Linked DNA regions of Homo sapiens: region 1 is linked to region 2. The links are chromatin contacts, found by Hi-C or POLR2A ChIA-PET in ENCODE. All regions are on one chromosome and are shown on one strand. Each heading gives the region's core, a stretch centred on a gene start or an enhancer-like site at or near the end of the contact. The rest is flanking DNA. Distances are from core to core; before and after follow the strand shown. Region 1 holds the start of MED23 (mediator complex subunit 23). Region 2 holds the start of HDDC2 (HD domain containing 2).

Region 1 (4,897 bases), core at 46-2,545, 6.3 Mb before region 2:
TAAATTCCTTTCTGTAGAAAAATTTGTATTTCCTCCTTTTCTCCCTGGCACTTTATTAGCATCACTAGTATTGCACATATCACACTCTATTATGGTTTAAAATGTCTATGTCTTCAACTAAGCTAAAGCTCTTTAGAGTAGATACATGGGCCCTAACCTGACTGATGTCCTTCTAGGAAGAGAAAATTACGACACAGACATGTACAAAGGGAAGACCATGTGAAGACACAAGGAGAAGAAGGTCATCTACAAGCCAAGGACAGAGGCCTCTATAGAAACTAACCCTATCAACCTCAACCTCAGACTTCCAGCCTCCAGAATTACAAGAAAAGAAATTTCTGTTGTTTAAGCCACCCAGTCTGTGGTATTTTGTTATGGCAACCCTAGCAAACAATACCCTAAGCCTAACTTTTCAAGTTTTTCTCCAGCAGGAAATCTGAATTATTTCTTTTCAGCTTTTAGTAGCTATTGTGTGGACAACATGGTTGCATGTGCATATTAAAGTTGTTAGAAAACTAAATTTATGCCAGGTCAGACACTTGTATAACAAAACCATGAATGGGGAGTCATCAGCTCATCACTTAGCAGCTACAAAGGAGTAGTTCATGCTTAGCAGTTTGTGGCATTTCACAACCGTCAAAGAAGTGAAAGGCCTTTGGATGTCTATGACTCTCATCAACAATTTTCTTTATGAGGCAAAGAAAGCTGATCATTCAAGACATAACAGATGTTTTAGGGGTTGGTGATGATGGTGGCATATGAAGAAAAACACATACTCTCAACAATATAATAGCAAATAGAATCTAGCAATATATTAAAAAGGATAATATATTATGACCAAGTAGCATTTATACCATAGAAGCAAAATTGGTTTGGCATTCAAAAGTCAATCAATTACATTTGCACTGAGGTTATCATAGCTGAGAAGACACCGTCTCTGTGGCTTCAGCTCCTGGCTGCAGGCCGCTGATGGAGGTCCAGAAGGTCAGCTGCTCACAGACATCAACTTGGTGTCGGCTGCGGCTCCAGCATTTTCCGCAGGCTGCAGCTTCTGGGTTCCAAACTTTTCATTTCTCAGTCTGCAAGCGGGTTAGCCCCGAACAGGAAGCAACTCCTTCTCCAGCCGGGAGGTGGCGGCCTGCGGTCGACGATGCCTCCGGGGTCCTTGGGCTCAAGGTTCCGTTTGGGGGCGCTCTCGTCCGGCTTGCGGGCCGCCCTTCTCCACAGACGGAACCTTCTGGTGGCGCCGCTGGTTTCTGCGGGGTTTGCAAACGGCGCGTACCGGGCCCTTCCCGTCTTCCGTACAGGTTCCTGCTGTTGGCTGGGCTCGGGAGGGAACGCTCCAGGTAAAGCGCTGGGGGAGGAAGCGACGCCGAGGAGCTACGGTTTCCTCCAGAGGTCTCCGCCCCTCTGCCCCTATATTCCCAGAGCTCGAGTCTGATCCGGGCCTTGCCGGGCACCCTGGAAAGGCGGGGGTGATAGTACAGATGGAGACGCAACTGCAGAGCATTTTCGAAGAGGTGGTGGTGAGTGCAGCTGCCGGCCATCCAGGACTACGGCTTGGGGACGGGGAGACGCGGGGGCAGCCGACCAAGGAAACTGGCCTGGGCAACCTCCTCTCACGCCTCCCTTTTTATTCCCTTGTTTTGACACCGAGGTTGTATGCGGGGAAGTTTAGTGATTCTCAAACTGCTGTCAAGTTCATTGTATCCTTTGAAATCGATACAGTGACAGGCCAGACAGGTATTGATAGTTTCAGAGCTGATTAAGGTGACTTGCCCTGTGTTACATTGTAATACTTGGCTAAGGGAGGCGCCTTTTTAAAATTAACATTGTTTACATTTTGTTTTTTTTTTTTTTACAGAAAACGGAAGTTATAGAAGAGGCTTTTCCTGGGTGAGTGTATGCGTGGCAGAGTTTTGTGTTTTTATGTGATTGTGTCTGTCAGATTTTACTTAGTTTCGTGTTGGAAGGTTATAAGATCCACTATTCTGATTGTGTGTAATTACCTTTTTAAAACGAATGACAAATAATGTAATTTTTATTTTTTTAGCATGTTTATGGATACTCCTGAAGATGAGAAAACAAAACTAATTAGCTGTTTGGGGGCCTTCAGACAGTTTTGGGGTGGTCTTTCTCAGGTGAGCGCTTCATTTTTAATACATTCAGCTGATGATTTTTGGCCTCTTCTTTTTTTTTTTTTTTTTCTTTTAACATTTACTTTCATGCTGCTCTTAAGATCTTCCTGAGAAGGGAGAAATAAAATTGTTATCATTTTTTATTCTGGCTTCCATTTGTTTTAATTTGTATATTTCAGTGGAAAACCTGTGTTGAGAAGTCAAGTTGATACTGCACAGTGTGAGATGTTTAAAAAAAAAAACCTCCCCTATGTTAGATTAATTGAGATCATTTTCATCCTATTCGGATTTATTTGGTACACTTGAAAACAGATATGTTAAGCTTTACTTGTCAAGGATACAAATTCCATTTTTCTGCTAAATAAAGGAATTGGCACAGCATTGATACAAAGATGCTACAATAGGAATACCAAGATTCTATAATAAGGATAGGAAAATATTATAGTAAAAATGAGGAGACAAACTGTAAAAGTAACAAAGAACAGCTACCAGAAAATGTATCCGTGAAAAAGACAAAAATGTGTCATCCTCGAAGAGCTCACATTGCAGTAGTGCCTTACCTTCTCATGGTACACTATAGGTAGGGAAATGAGAACTGTTTGCGTGTCAGCCACTGGTGATAAGATTTGCCACTCAGACATGGATCATATAATGCCAATACAGTCATGTTTTAACCTTTTTGTTTAGTTGTTTTCTAATAGGTAATACATTTATATGGTTCAAAATGCACAGGTATAAAAGGGTGGATCCAATAACTAGTCTCTTTCTCTTCTCTTACCTGTTATTTTTTCTGTCTGTAGCCAATATCCTCAGGTTATGTTTTCTTCTAGAAGTATTTTATGCATATAGAAACACTTTTATAGCATGATCATATACCATGTACACTGTTCATTAATTAGCACTTTTTTTCTCCTAATAATAATCTACAGGTAATTCCCTATCAGTCCAAGCGTTACTTGTTCCTTCCTTTCTTACTTTTTTTTTTAAATAGCAGCATAATATTCCATTGTATGGCTGTACCTTCCTCCTTTTAACCAATCTTCTACTGTCTTCTAAGTTTCTTCTTACTTTTTCTAATTTAACCAATGCTGTGATGAATAATATTATGCATGAAAAATAGGATAAATTCCTAGAAATAGTATTGCTGAGTCAAAAGCCTTATCAGTTTGTAATTTTTATAGAAATTATTAAATTTTCCATAAGGGTTATACTAGTTTATGCTTCCACCAGCAGTGTTTGAGATTATCTTTTTCTTTTCTTTTTTTTTTTTTTTTTTGGAGACAGAGTCTCACTCTGTCGCCCAGGCTAGAGTGCAGTGGCGTGATCTTGGCTCACTGCAACCTCTGCCTCTCGGGTTCACGCCGTTCTCCTGCCTCAGCCTCCCGAGTAGCTGGGACTACAGGCACCTGCTATCACGCCCGGCTCATTTTTTGTATTTTTAGTAGAGACGGGGTTTCATCGTGTTAGCCAGGTTGGTCTCGATCTCCCGACCTCATGATCTGCCCACCTCGGCCTCCCAAAGTGCTGGGATTACAGGCATGAGCCACCGCGCCCGGCTGAGAGTATCTTTTTCTTATAACCTCACAATAGAGTGTTAAGCTTTTTGATCTTTGCCAATCAAAAACATGAGAAATTTTATCTCAGTATAATTTTATTTTGCATTTCTCTCAGTGATGTTGAATATCTTTCCAAAATTTAAAAAAAAATTCATTAAACACTTTATGAATTATGATGTGGCCCTCTAATGGAGAGACCAGGAAGAAAATAGGTATTTCCAAATCATTGTTATATGTGCCACAATAGAAGTATGTATGAGAACAGTGGTTGTGGAGAGAAGCAGAACATTATAGGCTCTTTTTGGAGATAATCCTAGAAGACAAACTTTGATACGGGCACAACATTTTGACATCGTATTTAAAGTTTTGCCAGTCTAGAAATGTGACATGTCATTGGATTCATAATGGGCTCTTGTTTGGGATCTTAGGGATTGGATTCACACCTAATTCTCCTAAGCCTGATACATACTGATCCATAATGAATTTTACCCCCAGTGACAGTAATATTTATATATGCCATAAAGGGCACTGTTTACAATGCCTTACAACAATCTGTGTTAAGAGTTTTCTATTGACCGTTAATATGTTAACTAATTAATTACTACTTTTGAAGTTCCCATGTAATAAAAATGGTAGCATTTTATCTATGTAATTACAAAATGTTAAGCTTAATGTGACAAATACTAAATCTGAATTTTTTAATTTTGCTTTTTTTAAAAATTATTTTCATCCACAGATGCTCATAGTGAAGTATTTCTTTCATAGTATTGGTATACTTCCAGTTGTAGTATTAGCTATTGGTTATAAAAATGTAACTTTAGACCCCAAGTAAAATCATTCTCTCATTTTCCAGGAGTCTCATGAACAGTGTATCCAGTGGATTGTTAAGTTTATTCATGGTCAGCATAGTCCTAAAAGAATTTCTTTTCTTTATGACTGCTTAGCAATGGCAGTTGAGACTGGTCTCCTTCCACCCAGGTACGTTTAATGGGTATGAGCAATCTGAAGAATTTTCTTTTCTATATGTGATTGGAAATTGGTTGAGGTTGTTGTTGTAAAAAGGTAAGAGAATGAAGAAGAAGGTGAGGTTTATCAAGTAATCCTTTATATAATACCTCAGGTTTTAGTTTCTAGGAGTAATAGTCTTTGAATTAGGTAATGCTTGTGGGCTCAAAACCAGATGTTTCTGCCCAGGGGCTGAAA
Region 2 (5,161 bases), core at 2,506-5,005:
AAGTTGTAGACAATTTCAGGGTATCCACAGGTTCCCCTGAAATGTATATTGGATCCAAGTAAAGAGTCCCTCTAACGAGAGCCTTCTAATTTCAAACATCTTTCCTTCCAATTGACTCAAGTACATTGTGCCAAATCTCCTTCCTTGCTCACTGCTTTAAAATGGAACCACCTTCTGTGGAAATAAATTGATTCCTATTTCCTCTAACCTAATGCTAGAGGAAGATGCTTGACCAACACATCATTGAAATATGTCTTTGGTTTTGTGAAATAGAAACAGGCTTTCCAATTTCCCTTCTTCAGCAGAAAAGGGGAAGAAGGGTATTTGGTAAAAAGGGATTCAGGACATCCAACATGATTATCCACTGTATTAGTTTCCTATTACTATTGTAACAAATTACCATAAACTTAGCACAAACTTATTATCTTACAGTTCTGGAGGTCAAAATGGGCTGCATTAAGCTAAAATCGAGGGGCGGGCCACACTGCATTTCCTCCTGGAAGCTCTAGGGGAGAATCTAATTTTCCTGTCTTTTTCAGCTTTTAGAGTCTGCCTGCATTCCTTGGCTCATGGCCCCTTCTATCTTCAAAGCCAGCAATGGCCAGTTGAGTCTTTCTCCCATCACATCCCTTTGGCATTCACTCTTCTCCTTCCCTTTTCCATCTTTAAGAACCCTTGAGATTACATCTCACTCATTGGGATAATCCAGGATAATCTCCCTATTTAAAGTTCAGCTGATTAGCAAAGTTAATTCCATTTGCTACCATTCTCCTTTGCCATGTAATATAGAAATATTTGCAAGCTCTGGAAAAATTAGATATCCTTAAGAGGCTACTATTCCACCTTCTAGAGTCAAACATCTTGGTCTTTAATGATATAGTAGGAATAAACCTTGTTACGAACCCTGATGAACATCTTCAGTTTACAAAAGCAAGAAGTCGGCACTATATTTTGAGTTTTCACAGTAACAATTTACTTTTAGATAGTAATGTCCCCTCCAAAAATCCATATCATCTTTAAATAGTGTCCCTCAAAAACTATTTATACTCAATTCATAATTTTTCAGCAACTTGACGTCTTCCAACTTCTGATCACTTAGGAAACTGGAGAAATTCTTTACAGCTCACTACACAAAGTTAAGATAACTCACGTGTATTTTGCAAAGAAAGTTGCAAATACAGACAGAAATACCCATGGAAACTAAATCAAGCCTGCATGAATCAGGAGGAGCTCAAAGGAAATCAATGCATTGTTGGCAAAAGAAGACAAGGCTGCTCAGAAGGAACCGTAAGGGTTACACTGCACATTCACCAGCTAGCTTGCAGCCCCATTGCTTCATGGCACCTATCTCTTGAAAGCCCCTTACTACATCCTTCAGCAAATCCAACATCCTCATCTTCCTTATTCTCCTGGATCTTTTTGGTCATTTGCTTTCGTGTTCCTCCAGTGGACTGTCTGACTTTGCCTCTGATTCTTGATCCTTCTTTTTAAACCTTGATCCCTCCATTTTTTAATTTTTAATTTTTTAGAGACAGGTTCTGTTTCCCAAGCTGGAGTGATCATAACTCACTGCAGCTTCAAACTTCTGGGCTCAAGTGATCCTCCCATCTAAGCCTCCCAAGTAGCTGGGATAAAGGCACAAACCACACCTGGCTTGATATTTCCTTTATTTAGCACCACTTACCATCATAAAAATGGCTTCCAGGTCATTATCCTAACCACGTTTAATACAAGCCCCAATGTCCTTGGCATTTATTTGGTTCTTAGTCATATTTAATCTTGTTGCTGAACCAGTCTTCAAAAAAATTATTTCATGCCTTCTTTCTCCTTGTATTAGTCCATTCTTGCATTGCTATAAAGAACTACTTAAGACTAGGTAATTTATAAAGAAAAGGTATTTCATTGGCTGTACAGGAAGCATGGCTGCAGAAACTCACAATCATGGTAGAAGGTGAAGGGGAAGCAGGCATCGTCTTCACCTGGCAGAGCAGAAGAGAAAGAGAGCAAAGGGGGGAAGTGCTACACACCATTAACCAGATCCCATGAGAACTCACTCACTATCACAAGAACTGCAAGGGGGAAGTCTGCCACCATGATCCAATCACCTCCCACCAGGCCCCTCCTCCAACTTTGAGGATTACAGTTTGACATGATATTTGGGTGGGGTCACAGAGCCAAACTATATCACTCCTTAAACCTCAAATGCCTCCTCCTCTATTCACAAACATTCTAGCCTCCTTTCTTCCCAGAGGCCTAGCAAGATTGCACTCCACAGGCCCCCTTTGAAGTTAGACGTGGCAGTGTTACTTATTTCACCAATGATACGTAGACAAAAGGTCATATATCACTTCCAGAGACAGGCTTTAAGAGCCAGAGTGCCACTTTTCTTTTTTCCAATTTTGGCAAAAGAGAGCAAAGAAAGCCTCCTAGCTCCCTGAGTAAGGTTAGAGCAAGCAGCATCCTCTAGCTGATCTACAATAGACACTTAGCATGAGAGAGAAATAAACCTTTGATGTGTTAAACTGCTGAGATACAGGAAATAAGGAGGTTGTTTGTTATTATAACATCCCAGCCTATACTTTGCTTCCTAATTTGGTGAGAAAATAGAAGCAATCAGAAGAGAACTTCTACAACCTCCCATGACCACATGTGCGACTGATTAGTCACCCTATACTCTGTCCTCCTCCAATATTTGAATGAATTCTCCATATTCCTATCTAAAGCCCATCTTTTATCTTGTACACCAGATGGGAATATTTTTCCTTACTCAAGGCCGACATTCAAATATTTCTCTTCTTTGTCTCTTACATAATCAATGTTTCCCTTTCTACTAGATCCCCTTCATCAGTAAACATACATAATATCTCCTGTTTTGAAACAATCTCTCCACTAGTTAACAGCACCCCAACCCCATCTCCAATGTGCTGTAATACTTGCTCCTATTCTCTTCGGAATTATCTCACTAGGTTCTGCTTGGCCCACTACACTGAAAACTGCTTTTGTCAGGGTAACCAATAATATTGAATTTACTAAGTCTGGAAGTCAAACCTTGGTCCTCACATTGACTTGGTTGACCATATTCCTTCCTTCTTGAAATATTTTTGTACATGGCTTCCAGGACACAACTATCCTACCTACTAATCCTCTTCCTACCTCACTGGCTGTTCCCTCTTGATCTCACAAAGCCTAAATGTTGGGGTTCAGGTCTTGGGTGTCTTTTCTTCTTCATTCACACCCTCTTGCCAGGTGACCTCATCCAGTTTCATGGTTTTACACTGTCAACTGAAGAATAACGAGGTTCATAAATTTAGAAAGGAGAGCTTTATTTTTCATAAAGAGTACTGAGTGTCAAGTATGTGCCAAGCAAGGTGTCTGCCACTGACGGAGCAATGCCCAAGCAGCGGACACCAAGGCCAAGAAGGCGAAGGCTGGACAGAAGGTCCTGAGAAAACCGTGAGAATATGGAGGAGGGGGAGGAGGAATAAGAACAGGAGGAGGAGGGGGAGGAGGAATAAGAACAGGAGGAGGAGGAAGAGGAGGGGGAGAGAGGAAGAGGGGCAGGAGGAAGAGGAAGAGGAGAAAGCGGAAGTGGGGGAGGAGGAGGAGGAGTTGGAAGGGGAGGAGGAAGAGGGGGAGCAGGAAGAGGGGCAGAAGGAAGAAGAAGAGGGGGAGGAGAAAGAGATAGAAGAGTAAGAGGAGGGGGAAGAAAGACAAGGGGAAGGGGAGGAGGAGGAGGACGGGGAGGAGCTTCGCCGCGGCCTGCTCCGCCCAGCCGGGGTCGGTGGCCGCATGGCTTCGGTCTCCTCTGCGACCTTCTCGGGCCACGGGGCTCGGTCCCTACTGCAGTTCCTGCGGCTGGTAGGGCAGCTCAAGGTGAGCGGGCACCAGGCCGGGAGGCCGCGGCCGAGCGGGCGGGACTGTGGGGCGGCGGAGCTTCCGGCCTCCCCGCTCGGCCGGCGGTCTTTGCCCTTCCTGCGCCGCGTCCGCCACGCCGAATTCCGGAAAGGCCCCAGTCCTGCGGATGCGGCCGCGCGTTGCCGACGGTGGACGGAGGAAGCAGCCGGCGGGACAGGCTGGCCAGCTGGGGCGGCCCGGAGTCTGAGCCTAGAGCCTGGCGCCGCGAGGTCCGCACTGCAGCCGCGCCAGTTCCCGGAGAGCAGCCGGCCTGGCCCTGCCTGCACTGAGCTTTTCCGGGGCTCACGACCCCAGAACTCGTGTGTGTGTGTGTGTGTGTGTGTGCTCACGACCCCAGAACTCGTGTGTGTGTGTGTGTGTGTGTAAAGCGCGGCTGCTTCTGAGCACGGGTGGGAAGAACAGAATCTGTCGGCTCCTCAGATTTTAAGTGGAGCTTTTTATGTCTGTCTCACAGTTACTTCCAGAAACAAGACTTTTCTCCCGGCCACCCCCCAAACGGGATTTAATGTAATACACACGAGTTTCATCATGTGCGTCTTCCCCGTCTCTCTCCCAAGTTCAAAGTAAATTATCCGTTTCATGCCACTCTGACTACTATTTATAACATTCCTTAGAGATGTAGAATTCTGAGGAAGAAATGCAGTTTCACAAGATGAAGTTATGATGTGAATAAAAGGAAGAGTCACGGCTGGTAGCATCAAGCAATTAGAAGTGCCCTTATCCCTTGTGCCTCAGAATTTGGAAGCCTATCACTCGTTCACGTTCAGACCCTTCAATACAGTGTTTTCTGCTTGTGTAGGATTATTTGAAGGCAAAAAGCCGCAACTCTTGTTCGGAAAAATGCAGTTTTGTTTTTGTTTAAAGGACTTGCATATGTTCCATAATTATACATCAGTAACAGAATAATTTGACGAATGGACTTTGTGACTTATCTCTCTCTGTCTTCTACCCCTTTCATTCTCTGAGCTCTCTAGTTCATTTGATTCCAGATGTCTATCATTTTAGCTAGTTTAGCAAAACATTTTGTAATAGGTTCTGAAATTATGACCCGGCTTCTGTGTGTTATATCCTGGACATCTCTTGAAGAGCATAGCAGATAGTTAATATTTGTTCTTTAAAACTTCTTTTTCTTCTTCATATTTATCAGAGAGTCCCACGAACTGGCTGGGTATACAGAAATGTCCAGAGGCCGGAGAGCGTTTCAGATCACATGTACCGGATGGCAGTTATGGCTATGGTGATCAAA

Evidence for each region. A loop is a pair of places that touch in the nucleus more often than their neighbours do. ChIA-PET counts read pairs that join two places held with the same protein, here RNA polymerase II (POLR2A). Pooled maps may share reads with other maps.
Region 1: a loop to region 2 is called in a map of CD8-positive, alpha-beta T cell, with 10 times the contacts of the local background. The contact joins the promoter of MED23 here to the promoter of HDDC2 in region 2. A Hi-C loop is called at or near these places in 1 of 168 maps with a recorded cell type or tissue (CD8-positive, alpha-beta T cell) and 7 of 50 pooled maps. POLR2A ChIA-PET finds 5 or more read pairs at or near these places in 3 of 52 experiments (CD4-positive, alpha-beta T cell and WTC11).

What each region holds. Positions count from the first base shown.
Region 1 is chr6:131,624,640-131,629,536 of GRCh38, reverse strand. MED23 (mediator complex subunit 23) reads left to right here and starts at 1,295. Exons shown (of 29, transcript NM_004830.4): 1 at 1,295-1,526; 2 at 1,865-1,896; 3 at 2,054-2,141; 4 at 4,548-4,672. The coding sequence starts at 1,488. RefSeq lists enhancers at 1,306-1,475, 1,606-1,655.
Region 2 is chr6:125,300,561-125,305,721 of GRCh38, reverse strand. HDDC2 (HD domain containing 2) reads left to right here and starts at 3,755. Exons shown (of 6, transcript NM_016063.3): 1 at 3,755-3,873; 2 at 5,063-5,161. The coding sequence starts at 3,790. RefSeq lists a cis regulatory region at 2,052-2,232 and a silencer at 3,726-4,065.